Regions from separate parts of the Homo sapiens genome. Here regions 1 and 2 are each linked to region 3. Evidence: chromatin contacts called from ENCODE Hi-C or POLR2A ChIA-PET data. All regions are on one chromosome and are shown on one strand. Each heading gives the region's core, a stretch centred on a gene start or an enhancer-like site at or near the end of the contact. The rest is flanking DNA. Distances are from core to core; before and after follow the strand shown.

Region 1 (3,853 bases), core at 1-2,500, 1.4 Mb before region 3:
AAATCCCCACGGCAGAGGCATCCACACTCTCCACTTTCGCGGCGCCGAAACTCCTCGGGCCATCCCCGCCAAACACTCCGTTACCCGTTCCAGGCCAAGGGGCCAGCCAGGCCTTCGGAGCACGCTCGTGCGCGCCGAAACTCACAAGCCCGACGAGGAGGCCCGAGCTCCGAGCCTTGTGGGTAGGAAGCGGTGTCCCCACGCTCGGGACAGAGGCCGAGAAACCGATATCGGAGGCAGGAAGAGAAACAAACACTGGCCGGGGGCCCCACCGCTGGCTTCGCCAGCTGCGACCGAAATCGGTCCCAGGGAACTGGCGAGCCGTTAGCACGCCCCGCGGGGAGTTCCCTCTTCACGCCTTCAGTACCGGGGACTGCACTCGGCAAACTCGGGCCTGCCCTCACTGTTAGGCCATGTCGAGGCCGCGGCTCAGCCCAGGCACCCACTGCCCTCCTGGGTCGGCCCCGGCACCCTCACCTTCCTTGTCGGCCATGGCGGGCAGGCGAGCCGGGGGAATCCTGGGGTCGAGCGTTGCGGGAGGGGCGGGGAGGCTGCAAGAGCTCGCTCTGTGCGCGCGGCCTCTATTGTTTCCTGCGCCCCCAGCGCGAGGGCTGACTCGCGCACCTTCGCGCCAACATCAGCCAATGGGAGCGCTCCTAATGGCGGGATGGGCGGGGAAGCCGCGTTCGCGACCAATCCAGACGCGCGGAGTAGCTTTCCGCGGGGACCGAGGCGCGCGCTCCGCCCCTCCCCCCACGCCTCCCCGAGCCGACTTCCAGCGATTGCGCGCGCCGGCGTTGACGGGACTGCGCCCGGTCAGGGTCACGTGAGAGAGGTTTGGTCCGCACACTCCCGCGGCAAGAGGGCAGCCATTTTCTTGAAGGCTATTAAGCTTACGACCCTTTCAGAGTACTGAGATGAAAAATCTAGAATGCCTTCGGGTCTAGTTATCAATTTTGGGGGTGAAGCGGGGGAAAGAACCTCGCCAGTCAGACCCAGACGGGTTTCATTCAAGGTGCCCTTCAACGTTTTTCCTTAGTCTTTGGAAAGAACTAGTAATGAAGGAATCGCAGAAGATGGGGTTTTGGCTTTTTAAATATGCGATCCAAGCGGCAGGGTAGGGACTAAAGTAGGTCAACAGCCAACTCCGAGAAAGGAGTGTGGTCCTTTAAGGGTGTGCGCCAAGGGGCGGAGTCTAGAGCGGAAGTAGTAACTCCGGGCCGAAGTCCGGTGGATGAAGGGCGGAAGTAGAGTGTCTAATCCTGCAGTCATGGCGCAGGAAGAGGAAGATGTTAGAGATTACAATTTGACTGAAGAACAGAAGGCGATCAAGGCCAAGTATCCGCCAGTCAATAGGAAGTACGAGTGTGAGTAGGTGGCTTACTTCTCTCTTTACATGTAAGCACACAGGCATCCCCTCTCCTTACCCGCGGCTTCCTGCTGCTCTTTCTACTGTGCCCCATGGGTACTTCAGGCATGATCCCATTTGTGCCGGCTGTTGTAGTCGCGTTCGTACTTCTCCTGGGGATGCTGAAGGAAAAAGCCACCTGGTTTAATAGTCGCGAAACCTGGCCTCCCTCATTTACAGTCTCTTGAACTTCTTCCACATGTGCCTAATCACATTTATCTTCGTAAATTCTAAAGATAACCATATTTTCAGGCGTTTGCAGGGTTGTTACCCCCATGTATTTCCCAACGGTGAGATTAGAGTGTGCGAGGTTAGAGGACTCGGAAAGCTAATTAGGGGATTTCTAACTTGATGTTTCACCTCGATCATATTAGCAAAAAACCTGGTTTTGCCATTTATGATTGTGATTTTTAAAAATGATTATTTTAGGCCGGGCTCGGTGGCTGAGGCCTGTGATCCCAGCACTTTGGGAGGCCGAGGCGGGCGGATCACCTGAGGTCGGAAGTTCGAGATCAGCCTGACCAACATGGAAAAACCCCGTCTCTACTAAAAATACAAAATTAGCTGGGCGTGGTGGAGCATGTCTGTAATCCCAGCTACTCGGGAGACTGAGGCAGGAGAATCGCTTGAACCCGGGAGGCGGAGGTTGCGGTGAGCCGAGATCGCCCCATTGCACTCCAGCCTGGGCAACGAGCGAAACTCTGTCTCAAAAAAAAAAAAAAATGTGTGTGTGTGTGTGTGTGTGTGTGTGTGTGTGTTTTTAGAGATGGGGTCTCGCTCTGTCGTCCAGGCTGGAGTGCAATGGAGCGATCATAGCCCGCGCTGCAGTGCCCAGCTGGTTTTGCCATTTATTCGCTTAGTGACTTTAGGCAAATCACATAACCTATCTTTGTCTCTTAAATTCTATATTAAACGTTAAGCTGTCATCCCTAAAGGTAGCTGTGGTTTGGGGAGCACAAATCTGACTTTTATTTATCTGCTTAAAATCTTTCATTAATTTCTCATTGTCCTCTCTGTAAAATCTACTTATTTACCATAGTATTCTAGGCAATGTGCTTTCTGGAGCTGGCATACCTCCTAGCATATCCCCTTCTCTCACTTAAAAACAATTTTAAAATATTATAGGCCGTTTGCGGTGGCTCACACTTATAATCCCAGCACTTTGCGAGACTGACGTGGGTGGATCACCTGAGGTCAGGAGTTCCAGACCAGCCTGGCCAACATGGTGAAACCCCGTCTCTACTAAAAATACAAAAATTAGCTGCGCATGATGGTGGGCGCCTGTAATCCCAGCTACTCGGGAGGCTGAGGCAGGAGAATTGCTTGAACCCAGGAGGGTGGAGGCTGCAGTGAGCCGAGATCACACCACTGCACTCCAGCCTGGGCAACAGAGTGAGACTGTCTCAAAAAAAAAAAAAAAAAAAAAAAGGCCTGGTGCTGTGGCTCACGCCTGTAATCCCAGCACTTTGGGAGGTTGAGGCGGGTGGATCACCTGAGGTCAGGAGCTTGAGATCAGCCTGGCCTGGCCAACATGGTGAAACCCCATCTCTACTAAAAATACAAAAATTAGCTAGGCATGGTGGTGGGTGCCTGTAATCCCAGCTGCTTGGGCGGCTGAGGCAGGAGAATCGCTTGAACCTGGGAGGCGGAGGTTGCAGTGAGCCGAGATTGCACCACTGCACTCCAGCCTGGGCGACAGAGCCAGACTCCATCTCAAAAAAAAATTATTTTTAATAGGTCATATATATTGATTTGAAATTCAGAAAGTGTAACATAGGCAGTGAAAAGTAACTCTGGCAGCCCCCATCCTCAACTACCTAGTCCCCCTCTGTAGAGCAGTCATCGTTACCTTTTTCTTACATGTACATACCTAGATGTTCTAGCATTTGCTTTAACCAATTTTCAGTTGATGGACGTTTAGGCTATTTCTACTCTTGTGGTATTAGAAACAGTGCAGCAGTGAATACACTTGTACATCCACTGTTTTGTACATGTGCAAGTGAATCTGTAGAATCAAGTTCTCCAAGTTTTTTTTGTTTCCATTGCTAAGACTCCTACATTTTTTAAAAGGATATTTTAACTTGGACAGTTATTGCCAAATTGCTCTCTATAGGAGTTGTACCAATTTATACTTTCACTAGTATTGTGTGAATGTGCCTCTTTCCTCCCACTTCTACTAATTGTTACCATACTTTTTTATCTTTTCTAATTTGTAAAGTATACTTACTGTATTTTTCTTATTGTAAGTGAAGTTGAACATATTATACTGTTTTGGAAGCTATTTGTATTTCCCATTCTGGGGTGTGTATGTTAATATTCTTAGCCCTTTTTTCTCTTGGGTTATTTTTTTTTTGTCTTGGGTTGTTGGTTTTTCTTACTAGGCAGAAAGTGTTTTTATGCAATGCAGTTCATTAACCAGCGGTCCCCAACCTTTTTGGCACTAGG
Region 2 (4,129 bases), core at 761-3,260, 1.5 Mb before region 3:
TTGAACTCCTGGCCTCAAGCAATCCTCCGGCCTCGGCCTCCCCAAGTGCTGGGATTACAGGCGTGAGCCACCATGTCTGGCCATATCCCTTCATTTTTAAGGGAAGAATATTTTTCCGATCTTCTAATTCTATTTCTTAGTTCCTCTACACCCCATCCTTTCTGTGACCCCATTCTGTCCTTCCACATCTCTCTCACCTGTCCACCCCCTTCTTCACACTTCAGTTTACCACCCCCTCTCTGTTCTCGAACCTCCTGGTTGCAACCTCAGAAACTGGTTCCCTTTCTATTTTTATCTCACCTCAGAAAACCTACTGCCTTCGAGCACAAAGCCTTACTTTATTGAGGCCACTAAAACTGCAACACCAGATGCAAGCCCACATCCTCTTTCAAGCTCTAAAGTCAAGACCATTACCAAGCAGGGTCTGACAGGTACAGCCAAGAGCAGAGATTATTTCCAGTGGACAAGACTTCCCCCTGGCCTTTGATTTCCAACCTTTCCCAAATGCAATACATGTGAAGCACACAGCACGAAACGCACTCAGCAGGCTTTATCACTCCATAAAAAATAGGCACAACATTTACAAAAAATCAAAAAGAACTGAAATTATCTGTAACAGTTTTGCAAATTCCTTCGAAGTAACTAAAAACACTGCAGGACGGAAAAAACAACCCAGGGCTGCAAATCTTTGCTTTAGGTAACATTTCACTAGATGAGGGTGCCAGGATTCTCCTCCCACATGGACACAGAGAACAGATGCGCTAAGCTGCAGCAACAGGTTTCTTTTCAAAAAGAAAATGTGCTTTAAAACACTTCAGGCAGGTCTGGTAGAGCTTGGAGTCCCTAATAAATACACAAAACACCGGAGATCAGGTTAGGGCAGGCCGTGGGCAATTCAACCACTTCTAGGACCTTTCCAGGGCCCACTGAGGTAATAACTGCTTTCCCTCTTGCCCTGGAAGTAACTGGTGACGCCGCCTCCAGCCCTTGAGGAGCCGGAGAAAGGGTGGCCCAGGCCCAACCTTTGGAGGATACTGCCTTGGCTCTCTCTCACAAATGCAACGGCCCGGGACGGTGTCGCCTTCCAGGAAGGGCCTTTGCGTCTCCCTCCCCCGGGGACACCGCGAATTCCCGCCTCCCGGCGGAAAGCGGGAGAAGCGAGAGTTTTCTCCCCGCCCCTCCCCCAGTAGGGGCAAACCCGCCCCTCAGCAGGCCTGTGCTGTGCGCTCCTCTCCCGGGGACCACCGTCCTCAGATCTCCCCAGGGAATGGGTCGTCCTCTTCCTGCCCCCACCCGCGAGACGCGGCAGAAAAGCCCGCGGCTATCTTCCCGCCAGCAACAGCCTCCCGCCGAGCCGGCCGGGACAGAGGCGGCCCCCACCCCCACTGGGCAGGGGACTGCAGACGGCGCTCCCCGACTCTCAAGACGACCAGGGAGCTTCCCTTTTCCTCAGCGGGGTGAGGGGCATCTGTCGCCCGCCGACTTGGAGGTGGAGGGGCAGGGACATTCCCTCGCCATCACCTCAGGAGCTAGAACGCGCCCTTCTCGCAGCAGGGCGTGGGCCTCCCAATCCCTCCAAGGGGCGGACGGCGTGCGCAACCCCCTGGAGAAGCAACAGGCGCCCCCATCCCCCTCCAAGCCGGGTAACGCCGACCCCCTCGTCCCTCCCGCTCTTCACCTCCGGAAGCCGGGCCAAAGCCTGGGCGAACGACTGCGCCTCACTCCGCCCCCTGCGCCATTTTATCGCCCCCTCCCCGACCTCCCCTACCCCGAGTCAGCCGGGCCAACACCAGGGGGAGGGCAAACCAGCAGTGATTGGCAGGAAACCGTCCCGCCTCTAGGAGGGTTGTGCCCCGCTCAGGCGCCTCAGCCCCGCCCTCCGCACCGCCCACCGTGCCCACTGGCTCCACCTTTTCCCGTCTCATCGACCTGCTCGACTCTCTGCTGCTCCTCACTTTTTCCGGCCGCTGCCGGAGGGGTCCAGGCCGAGTAAGCGGAGCGCCGAGCCCAGCTGATGCAACCTGGCTGGACTCGCGTGACAGTTCCCGGCACGCGGCGGCGACGGTGACCCAGGAAGGGGCTCTGGTGCCGGGCTGAGCGGGGGAAGCAGGGGTAGCGGAGCCATGGGGGACGCTCCCAGCCCTGAAGAGAAACTGCACCTTATCACCCGGAACCTGCAGGTCAGGCCTGGGGGTTGGAAATGCGCCGTTGGGGATTAGGAGCCCGAGGTTCAGTGATTTTGAGCCCCATTACGGGGTTCTAAGTATGTGGGGCCGGGGACTCGGCGCTGGCGCAGCTCTGAGAGAGCCTGTAGATCTCACTGCTGGTCGGTCAGTCAATCAAGCAGCCCTTCCCTGGGTTCCCCAGAAATCACAGTGGGCTCACCTCTTGCGTCCAGTTGTCTTGTGTTGGAGCCAAACTTTGAATCCAGGACTCCCATTCCACCCCCCTATTAAGTGCCAGACGTGGTGCTTAGTCGCTGGGGATACGTCAAGGGCCTGCCAGAGCTTGTCTGAAGGGGATCAGACGTTAAAAATGACCCATTACGGTTCAAGTAAGTACTGGAAGATGCTATACTGGGAGCTTTAAAGGGAAAGAGAGAAGGGAAGGCTTCCCTGAGGAAGTGACCTCCAAACTGCGCCTTGAAGGAAATGGATCCCCCCCCCTCACTCCACAAATGTTCCGTTTGTTACCAAGAACTACAGGAGTAGAAGTGAACCAGAGGAAGAATGGAAGAATAAGGAGGGAGAGCATTTCAGATGGAGGAAACAGAAATTGTGGCAAATTTAGCTGGAGTGGAGTGAGCAAAGTTATGAGGAAGCACTTAAATATTTATATTGCTTACCCCTTAACTTTTTCAGGCTTCTGACTGTTGTCACCTTATCAGCGACGCATGATTTCCGACCACTTTATTTAAATAACAAACCCTCTGGCACCAGAACTGCCCCATACCTTGCTCTGCCTTTTTTTTGTTATTGTTTCTACATAGTATACATTTTATTTATTTGTTTAAGAGAGGTAGGCAGGGACCAAGTCACGGGAGCCTTGCAGGCCTTATTCTGTTCAATTTTAAATTGGGCTTCCTTCTAAGAGTAGTGATAAATCAGTTGGGCCACACAGCCTGTTCTGTTTTTTCTTTTTAGAGATGTACTTCACATACTATAAAATTCACCCTTTTAAAGTGCACAATTCAGTGGGTTTTAGTATGTTCACAAGGTTGTGCAACCATCACACTATCTTTTTTTTTTTTTTTTTTTTTGAGGCGGAGTCTCGCTCTGTCGCCCAGGCTGGAGTGCAGTGGCCCAATCTCGGCTCATTGCAACCTCCGCCTCCCAGGTTCACGCCATTCTCCTGCCTCAGCCTCCCGAGTAGCTGGGACTACAGGTGACCGCCCCCACGCCCGGCTAATTTTTTGTATTTTTAGTAGAGACGGGGTTTCACCGTGTTAGCCAGGGTGGTCTCGATCTCCTGACCTCGTGATCCACCCTCCTTGGCCTCCCAGAGTGCTGGGATTACAGGCGTGAGCCACGGCTCCCGGCCACAACCATCACACTATCTAATAAAACTTGCACCCGTTAGCAGACGCTACCTATTACCCACTACTCCTAGCCTTAGAGAAACACTAATCTACTCTCTGTCTCCAGGTATTTGCGTATTCTGGGCATTTCCTGTAACTAGAATCATACAATATGTTTGTTGTGTCTGACTTTTTGCACTTAGCATAATGTTTTCAAAGTTCATGCATGTATTTGCACCTAGCAGAACGTCATTCCTTTTTATGGTTGAATGATACTCTGTTGTATGGATATACATTTTGTTTATCCGTTCATCAGTTGATGGACATTTGGGTTATTCCATTTACAACTTAGTCTTAACCAAAGGTTTTTGCACGCTTCCCCTAGCTAGATTCTTTGTTTCCTATTCTCTCTCCATAAAATAGTGCTGGTTGGAGACTAAAAATACACAAAACTATTAGAATTGACTCAATTGGGTTTTTTGTTTTGGGGATTTTTTTTCTGGAACGGAGTTTATCTCTTGTCGGCCAGGCTGGAGTGCAATGGCACAATCTCAGCTCACTGCAACCTCTGCCTCCTGGGCTCAAGTGATTCTCCTGCCTCAGCCTCCTGAG
Region 3 (3,695 bases), core at 419-2,918:
CAAGGTTGCACCACCACACTCCAGCCTGGGCGACAGAGCAAGAACCTGTCTCAAAAAAAAAAAAAAAACAAAAAAAAACTGGTCTCTAATCATCTTCTAGTGTTCCCTATCCAGCTTGAGGGATTCCGTGATAGTGAGTGAATGGTACCACCATCTATTCAACTACATAAGCCAGAAACCTAGGAGTTACCTTTGATTCCTCTCTTCACTCCCTAAAATCAACCCATCACCAAGTCCCACCCATTTTACCTCCTATATACCTCTAGAATCTGTCCAATTCTCTGCAGTTCCACCCATATCTCAGTCCTCACTGACATCTCTGACCAGGATTACTGCATATCCCAAGTGGTCCACATACATCGACTAGGGCTTCCCCAACCCCCGTCTGTTCACACCACTGAGCCTGAGGGATCAAGTCCCCTCCTCCACCACACCCCACTGGGGGAAGACGGCTCAGTGGTATCTCATCCGTTTTAAAATAAAAGCTACAAATTCCTGCAAGGTCTGACCGCTATCACGTACAGCTTCATCTTGTACCATACTCCCTTCATTCTCTTTGTACCAGCCACACTGGCTCTTTGTGCTTTTAGTCATTTTCCTCCCAAGTGCCTCAGGGCTCTGAACAAGTAGTTCTCTATGGAAGGTTCTGCCTTCACTTCTTCACCTAATTAATTACAACACTTCCTGCAGCTACCAGCGCAGGCATCTTTTCCTCTGAAAAACCTTCCTGCTTATTTCAGGCACTCATAGCATCAGGCAGCAGTAGGAGGCATTTCCATGTATTAGTGAGGTCATTGTTTAACGTTTTCCCCACCAGAGTTAAACGCCCTGAGAGTAGGGACCGTGCCCGGTTCACAACATACCCCCAACGCGCTGCTAAATGAATATCAGCAGGACGACTGAGGCAATGACCACGTTCATGGGCATGAGTCTCAAATTTCTCAACAAGACTGTGCTCTGGAGAAGGAGTCGGACATTTCCTTCATCACTGTCTCTCTCAGGGGGGCATACAGTAGGCCCTGATCAAAAACTGCAAAATCAGTGGCAGAAACAAGTCAGCCTCCTCGGCCAAATGGGGCACCGGAGGAGGCTGGGACGCAGGCCTTTCTCCCTGGGAATGCCCGGCACAGGACTGGCCACGATGGGCGCTCTTGAAGAAGGGAGCCGCAGGGGCTGGGTCTTGCCGCCAGAGACCCCAAGGCTCCGCTCCTGCCCCGAAAGGGAGCCCAGGCTACTACTTACCACAGCTGGGGACTCGGGGCCCGCCTCCCACCCCTTGCTGTCAGCACCCTCAGCTGAGAAGGGCAGGTTCAGACTGCACAACCGAGGCGTCGCCTCCAGACTCAGGCAGCCACCCACCCCGTTCTTCCTCATACGTACTAGGCGTCAGCTCCAGGTCCCCGAGTCGCTGCGCTGAACTAAACGCCGACCCCAGTCAGCCAGCGCGTTTCCACCCACAAGACCCAGCGCGCCTAGGGCGGTCGCCAGCTCCGTCCACCAATCCTGGTATCGCACTCTCATGACGTCAGAAAGATATGCCCAATAACAAGAGACTATCCGAGGGCGGTGCAAATGGAAATATTGAAAGCCGATTGGTTCTTCCAAGCTGGAAGTTGTGGAGGAAGGACTAATTTGGAACCAATTGCGTGGCGCCTGAGAGCGGCAGCGCGGTCAGTGGCGGCGCTGAAGAGACCGGTTGCCGCCATGATAGAACAGCAGAAGCGTAAGGGCCCAGAGTTGCCGCTGGTTCCAGTCAAGCGGCAGCGGCATGAGTTGCTGTTGGGAGCGGGGTCTGGCCCAGGAGCCGGGCAGCAGCAGGCGACGCCGGGAGCCTTGCTGCAAGCGGTAAGTGAAGAAGCAGGCGGCCTTTGGCCCTCAGCTCATCTTCCTCCCCTCAGAGCGCTGTATCTGGTGATCCCTGACCCTTTCCCGCATTGCGGGGGCAGAACGAGAGTTTCTACGCAGAGTTAAAGCACATAAACACTGTAAAAGCTCCCCATAGCCTGCGAATGCTGCGTACGTGTTCCCCCGTTTGGCGCCCGTTTTCAGCCTCTCGACTGCCCTGAGATAGCATTAGAATTAGAGTTGAGGACCTTGGGCTCAAAACCCTGACCCGGGTTTAAGCATCCTGACTCTAACATGGATCTGGCATAGAACAAAAATTCCGAAGAGTGTGTAGAATGAATGAATGAGGGAGGGAAGAAAAAAGGGAAATGATTTGTGTTGGCTCGTTTTGGGACTTTGGGCAAGTTGCTTTTCCCTTTATTTCTCTGCACTAGTATTATTAACAACTAAATAGCAGCTAACATTCATTGACTCTTGTACTAAAGTGTTTCGTATATGAAATTTCCATTGATCTTGGTAGCAGCCTGTTAGGAACGTTATTAACCCATTTTGCAGATGGAAAAACAGACTTACCAAGTACGTGATAGAAGCAGATTTCGAACTGAGAAACCATGCTCCTAACTACATTTTTTGTAAGATAGAAATAGTGATCACACTTCTAATGTCCTGTTTAGGCTCAGACGAGGAAATACGAGTGTCCTCACATCTCCTCAATAAATCCTGCTGGCACCGTCCTCAAAATAGGTCTAGAATTGCTACTTCTACCATCTCCATCATTGCCTCATGGCCTAAGCCATTATTATCTCATCTGGCATTTTTGTAGTGGGACCCTAACTGGTCTTCCACTTTCTACCTTTGTATCAGCACCTGTTACCAAGCCAATAACCAAAGGAATCCTTCTAAACATCAGATCACATTACACTCTGCAGAAAACTTTCTGGTGGCTTTGTACTTCATCCAGAGTAAAAACCAAAATTCTTGTAATTATTTGCCCTCTTTCCCTTTACCTCTCTGACCAATTTCTTATTGCTCACCTGGCTTCAGTTACTCTCTCTTCCAAGCCTCTGCTTCAGGACCTTTGCATTTGCTGTCCTCTCTGTGGGATTGCTCTTCACAAATGTTTACATGGTTTACTATTCAGCTCCTGCGAATATTTGCCCAAATGTAATTTTTTCAGTGAGGATTTTCCTGACCACCCTATTTTAAATTGCAGTACCACATACTGTGGAACCCACATTGCTTCTCTCTCTCTCTTTTTTTGTTTTTTTGTTTTTAGACAATCTCTCTGTGTTGACCACTGGCTCAGTACAGCCTCCACCACCTGGGCTCAAGTGATCCTCCTGCCTCAGCCTCCTGAGTAGCTGGGACCACAGACACACACCACCACATCTAACTAATTGTATTTTTTTGTAGAGACAGGATTTCACTCCTGAGCTCAAGCAATCCGCACACCTTGGCCTCCCAAAATGCTGAGATTACAGGCATGAGCCACCATCCCCATCCCTTCTTTTGCTCTATAGCACATGACACCACATATATAGTTTGCTTGTTTTCTCTCACCTTCCCTTCTCCCTTCCCCCTTTCCCACTGGAACAGCGAGCTCCATTGTTTATTTTGTTCATTGCTGTTTGCCCAGTGCCTAGCACGTAACTTCTTTTTTTTTTTTTTAAGATGGAATTTTGCTCTTGTCACCCAGGCTGGAGTGGAGTGGCGCAATCTCGGTGCACCGCAACCTCCGCCACCCGGGTTCAAGCGATTCTCCTGCCTCAGCCTCCTGAGTGGCTGGAATTACAGGCGCCCGCCACCATGCCTGGCTAATTTTTGTATATTTTTAGTAGAGACGGAGTTTC

What was found. A loop is a pair of places that touch in the nucleus more often than their neighbours do. ChIA-PET counts read pairs that join two places held with the same protein, here RNA polymerase II (POLR2A). Pooled maps may share reads with other maps.
Region 1: a loop to region 3 is called in a map of CD4-positive, alpha-beta T cell, with 12 times the contacts of the local background. The contact joins the promoter of ZBTB8OS here to the promoter of SNRNP40 in region 3. A Hi-C loop is called at or near these places in 4 of 168 maps with a recorded cell type or tissue (CD4-positive, alpha-beta T cell, CD8-positive, alpha-beta T cell, naive thymus-derived CD4-positive, alpha-beta T cell and 1 more) and 10 of 50 pooled maps. POLR2A ChIA-PET finds 5 or more read pairs at or near these places in 3 of 52 experiments (CD4-positive, alpha-beta T cell, CD8-positive, alpha-beta memory T cell and activated B cell).
Region 2: a map of CD8-positive, alpha-beta T cell shows a loop between it and region 3 (12-fold over the local background). The contact joins the promoter of YARS1 here to the promoter of SNRNP40 in region 3. A Hi-C loop is called at or near these places in 3 of 168 maps with a recorded cell type or tissue (CD4-positive, alpha-beta T cell, CD8-positive, alpha-beta T cell and naive thymus-derived CD4-positive, alpha-beta T cell), 2 of 37 single-sample maps with no recorded cell type and 9 of 50 pooled maps.

Annotation. Positions count from the first base shown.
Region 1 is chr1:32,647,947-32,651,799 of GRCh38, reverse strand. ZBTB8OS (zinc finger and BTB domain containing 8 opposite strand) reads left to right here and starts at 1,250. Exons shown (of 7, transcript NM_178547.5): 1 at 1,250-1,367. The coding sequence starts at 1,271. RBBP4 (RB binding protein 4, chromatin remodeling factor) reads right to left here and starts at 592. Exons shown (of 12, transcript NM_005610.3): 1 at 478-592. The coding sequence starts at 493. RefSeq lists enhancers at 1-43, 204-792, 793-1,380, 2,514-2,653 and a silencer at 344-913.
Region 2 is chr1:32,815,239-32,819,367 of GRCh38, reverse strand. YARS1 (tyrosyl-tRNA synthetase 1) reads left to right here and starts at 2,010. Exons shown (of 13, transcript NM_003680.4): 1 at 2,010-2,180. The coding sequence starts at 2,124. S100PBP (S100P binding protein) reads right to left here and starts at 1,715. Exons shown (of 7, transcript NM_022753.4): 1 at 1,679-1,715. RefSeq lists enhancers at 759-868, 1,302-1,471, 1,839-2,148, 1,897-2,396, 2,397-2,898 and 2 more.
Region 3 is chr1:31,294,761-31,298,455 of GRCh38, reverse strand. SNRNP40 (small nuclear ribonucleoprotein U5 subunit 40) reads left to right here and starts at 1,668. Exons shown (of 10, transcript NM_004814.3): 1 at 1,668-1,845. The coding sequence starts at 1,705. ZCCHC17 (zinc finger CCHC-type containing 17) reads right to left here and starts at 1,424. Exons shown (of 8, transcript NM_016505.4): 1 at 1,381-1,424. RefSeq lists an enhancer at 1,690-1,899.